Linked DNA regions of Homo sapiens: region 2 is linked to region 1. The links are chromatin loops, found by intact Hi-C in ENCODE. Cell type or tissue: K562. All regions are shown on one strand.

Region 1 (2,500 bases):
TCATGCCATTCTCCTGCCACAACCTCCCGAGTAGCTGGGACTACAGGTGTGCGCCACCACGCCCAGCTAATTTTTTGTATTTTTAGTAGAGACGGCGTTTCACCATGTTAGCCAGGATGGTCTCGATCTCCTGACCTCATGATCTGCCTGCCTCGGCCTCCCAAAGTGCTGGGATTACAGGCGTGAGCCACCATGCCCGGCCTTCAATTTCTTTCCTTTTTAAGGCTGAATAATATTCCATTTTATGGATATGCCACATTTTGTTTATCTATTTATCCACTGATGGACACTTGGGTTGCTTCCACTTTTTGGCCATTGTGAATAATGCTGCTATGAACATGGGTGTACAGATATCTTTTTGAGACCCTGACTTCCTCAATTCTTTTGGATATATATCCAGAAGTAGAACTGGTGAATCCTATGGTAGTTCTATTATCAAGTTTTGGAAGAATAACCATACTGTTGGCTTAAACTTATTGGGCTTTTATTTTCCTCATCTATAAAGTAGACTTGAGGTTGTTGTGAGTATTAAAGAAATCATGTGCATAAAGCTCTTGGCTCAATGCCTGGTACATGGTTGAAATTTAAGAACTGGTTGTTTCCTATGAACTCTTGAAGACAGAGACTGTTTCATTTCGGTATCTAACCATTTAGCATGGCGCCAGACATATAGTAGGGGTTCACTATATGACTGTTAGTGAATGAATGAATAATGAACAAACATATCCTTGTAACTTTGAAGTATGGCCGGGAGCAGTGGCTCATGCCTGTAATCCCAGTACTTTGGGAGGCTAAGGCAGGCGGATCACCTTAGGTCAAGAGTTCGAGGCCTGGCCAACATGGCGAAACCCTGTCTCTACCAAAAATACAAAAATTAGCTGGGCATGGTGGCAGGCACCTGTAATCCCAGCTACTTGGGAAGCTGAGGGAGGAGAATCACTTGAACCTGGGAGGCAGAGGTTGCAATGAGCCGAGATCGTGCCATTGCACTCCAGCCTGGGAGACAAGAGCGAGACTCCATCTCAAAAAAAAAAAACAAAAAAAACCTTTGAAGTACATAGAATAATTCCTGCACATTGTGGGTGTTTAATAAATTTCAAATGAATGCATGTAATAATCCTATATGAAGCCTACTTCTTCTGCATCCTACTTCATGAGAAAAGGAATTTGCTCATGTCCCTAAAGTTCCTGAAGGACAATTCAGAATCAAGTATTTGACCTACTCCCAACTTTCTGGGGATCCTCCTCTTTCACCATTCATGGCAAATTCTACTGTGCAAGGGATACAAAGGAGGAAGATCTCCATGTGAGAGTAACCGAGCACTTCAGTCTGCACTGTGCTTGCTAAGTTTTCTCTCTTTCTACCATGTTCACAGAACACTTGCTGTGAGCTCCAAAGCATGTTGAAGAGCGGGGCTGTCCATGTTGAATCCTGTTAGTCATGCAGCTGAGGGAATTCCAATCACCTGACCCGGGTCTGACCGCAGTTACCAGTCTCAAGTCTGAGCAGCGTCTCCAGTGCTGGGCTGCCTTCTTGACTCCAGGAGGCATGCCTGCTCTTACAATGAAACTCAAGTCTTTTTTTTTCCTTCCCACAAGTTTGGCTTCTACTTTTCTAAGTGCTGTTCATCATATACTCTGTGTTGTAAGTACTCAGCTCTCTAGCATCTCTTTATACTACCTTTTATTCTTCTGGAATATCCTTCCTTCCCACCCACAAGCATATTAGGCAAAACTTGCCCACCGTGGTAACTGGAAACAGGACTGAGGGGAAGGAAAACTCTCTCCCAGGTGCATGGAGTGGGAACTCATTTAGGGCATCTTTAGTGCCATACATAGAACCTGGAATACAATAGGAGCTCAATTAATACATGTTAAATGGATAAATATTGGTTAAATGCATCATGTTTCTATACAATTCTCTTTAAACTATAAACTCCCCAAGCACAAAGTTAAGAACTATGTCTCTCTTATCAGACAAGATGCCTCCTAACCCAGATTATACAGGAGCATTGTGAGGGCAAGCCCATGCCAACTCCACATTCTGTGAGCTCCCAAAACTCCACCAAGGACCTTGCTTAATGATGACTTAGACCAGGGTTTCTCGACCTCAGCATTATTGACATTCTGGGCCAGATCCTTCTCTGATGTAGGGAGCTGACTGGTGCATTGTAAGATGTTCAGGGACATCCCTGGCCTTTACCCACTAGATGCCCATAGCAACCCCCTCCCAGTTGTGACAACCAAAAATGCCTTCAGATAACAACAGATATCCCCTGTGTTTGGGGGAATGAAGAGGTACAAAATCACTCCCTGTTGAGAACTACTGACTTAGACTGAAGCAAAACACGAAGGGATTTCTCTACTTTTTATTGCCTGTGGGAATGGAAAATATTTTTCTAGCAGAGAAGTTGAATATTTATTAGATTAAGAATTGGGCCGGGCACAGTGGCTCATGCCTGTAATCCCAGCACTTTGGGAGGCCGAGGCGGGCAGATCA
Region 2 (2,500 bases), 270 kb before region 1:
AGGTCAGGAGTTCGAGACCAGCCTGGCCAACATGGTGAAACCCTGACTCTACTAAAAATACAAAAATTAGCCAGGCATAGTGGTGCGTGCCTGTAGTCCCAGCTACTTGGGAGGCTGAGGCAGGAGAATTGCTTAAACCTGGGAGGCGGAGGTTGCAGTGAGCTGAGATTGCGCCGCTGCACTCCAGCCTGGGTGACAGAGTGAGACTCTGTCTCAAAATAAAGTAAAATAAAATAAAATAAAATAAAATAAAATAAAATAAACAGATGGCATTCCACTATGTTGGTCAGGCTGGTCTCGAACTCCTGGGTTCAAGCAATCCTCCTGCCTCAGCCTCTCCAAGTGCTGGGATTACAGGTGTGAGTCACTGCACCTGGCCTCTGGTTTTTAAATTATAGAGAAATAAAAAAATTGAACCACCATACTAACTGTAATGTTCCTACAGTACTGTTTTTATATCATAATGAAATAGTCAGCTATAGATCTATATCTAAAATGTGTTTTATTGCCCTAATGCCCTCTGAAGAAGGGTAGCTGAAGGGTAGGGGTATTCTTGTTAATGCCTATGTCTACACTTCCTTGGGTGGGTATGGAGGAAGACAAGCAGAAAGCTGTGATAATAATTATAAAAAGATAAAAGTGGAAACCTCTATGTTGGCCATAGCCTTGTGATTTGGCTTTTGTGAAAAATATTCAGGGAAATAGTAGGGAATTTTAACAATTGATTTGGAATTCCCCAGGGTGCAAGCCACAACATATATCTGCGAAAGCAGAACCGAAGGAACACCATTGGGCAGACGGAGGCTTTGGGCTTTTTAAAAAGGTATGTAAAAAGGGAAGGGTGAGGATGCAGACGTGTCAGATCAGCCTGTTGTGAGATATGACTCTGGACTCAGGAGAAGACCATTTTCTCATGGCCTCCCCATTCTTTTTGCTAAGGTTCTTAACAGAAATTTTTTTTTTTCCTGCTGTTGGATGATACCAAGTCCAGGCTCGAGACCACACTGGATGGACATGACAGGCAGGGGCCCACAGAGGGAAGCTGCAGTTCAGATAATTCTCCACAGGGAAGCAGTATGAGATCAGGGTTTAGATAGAGGCAGCCCCAGCATCACCAGCTCTCCCTGGTTCTAATTGGAGACAGTTTTCCTCCTTTCCTTTCACTGTGTAAGATAAGCACCAACAGGGCAAGCTCACCTTTCAGGAGAGCCCCTGAGCCTAACTGCAATCCTCCATGTAGCCCTTTACTCCCAGGCCTGTTCCTCCTCACTTAAACAGCTGGCTTTCAGCATATTGCTTTGTTTATTCCATCTCTGACCTATGCATTATCTGAAGGATGCCATAAGGGTTCAACATGCCCACCTTTGTGAAATTACCTCATTCTGAGCTGCTGGGTTCATACCACTGACACAGAGGGGAAACCTGCAGAGGGAAGCTTAGCAACATGTCACACACATGTTGTTCTTGGCAGTATGAATTCCGGTGACTTTTGACATTTCTTAAACAGGAGTCAGTTATATCTTTCCTACTCTGAGGAAAATGGTGCCAGCTACAACTTGATCTTGTTTGAGTTATAGAAGCAATACAACTTTATAGACAAGACTCTGAATAGAGAGCTTACAACTGAGATTCTATCTTGACAACATCCCATTGATAGAGTGTGTGATAACTGCAAAGCCACTATTTATCTTACTTGCTTATGAAATTGAAATAACATATTGCTGATAAGTCTTAAGAACTAAGTACCCTATGTCCACTTTGCACAAGCACCCAATACTGTGAATATACTTTTTTTTTTTTTTTGAGACAGGGTCTCACTCTGTTGCTCAGGCTGGAGTACAGTGGTACAATCTCAGCTCACTGAAACCTCCACCTCCTGGGATCAAGGGATCCTCTCACCTCAGCCTCCAGAGTAGCTGCGACTACAGGTGCACACCATCATGCCAGGCTAATTTTTGTATTTTTTGTAGAGACAGGGTTTCGCCATGTTATCTAGGCTAGTCTCGAACTCCTGAGCTCAAGCGATTCAACCACCTCGGCCTCCCAAAGTGCTGGGATTACAGGTGTGAGCCACTGCACCTGGCCTGAATATTCATAAGAGATAAAATTTTGCCCTCTCTTTTGTCAGACATTCTCTAGAATGCATGTTCTTTCATGGACAGATTGGCAAATATTATAAGTATCAGATTCAAAACTTTCTAAGAAATTTAAATGTTGAATTCTTCTAATACAAGAAGCAAAAATTCCATTTTCAGCGTTTCATGTGTTGAGAGTGAAAAGGGGGAATATAAGAAAGAAGTGAAGTCCAGATTTCCTAAAGTACATCTCAGGTAAGCCTCTCTCTTATCACATATTTTATTTTTTTACCTGAAATATTTCAGAACTTAAATGTTTTTGTCAAATTTGAAAAAGGTGTGTGGTATTGACTTCTTCATACTGATCTCATTTTTATTTTCTTTATAGTCTGTCCAAATCATTTTCAGGCCCCTTAAATCAGTTA

The links. Hi-C counts contacts between places; a loop is a spot of excess contacts. Peaks named below come from ENCODE experiments on the same cell type or tissue, not always from the same donor. Only the 100,000 strongest peaks of a DNase experiment are listed, where the experiment ranks them.
Region 2: it touches region 1 in a loop (2.1-fold over the local background); 1 of 110 quality-filtered maps calls a loop at or near these places.

Annotation. Positions count from the first base shown.
Region 1 is chr17:48,485,265-48,487,764 of GRCh38, forward strand. It overlaps LOC124904019 (a long non-coding RNA gene), which reads right to left. Exons shown (of 2, transcript XR_007065828.1): 2 at 1,668-1,842. Among named protein-coding and RNA genes, the nearest start is that of HOXB1, 44 kb to the right of the region's middle. In K562, a CTCF peak has its summit at 1,544; a DNase peak (open chromatin) is centred at 1,487.
Region 2 is chr17:48,214,707-48,217,206 of GRCh38, forward strand. The region is part of intron 4 of SKAP1 (src kinase associated phosphoprotein 1); the gene reads right to left. Among named protein-coding and RNA genes, the nearest start is that of MIR1203, 59 kb to the left of the region's middle. In K562, a CTCF peak has its summit at 1,065; a DNase peak (open chromatin) is centred at 1,085.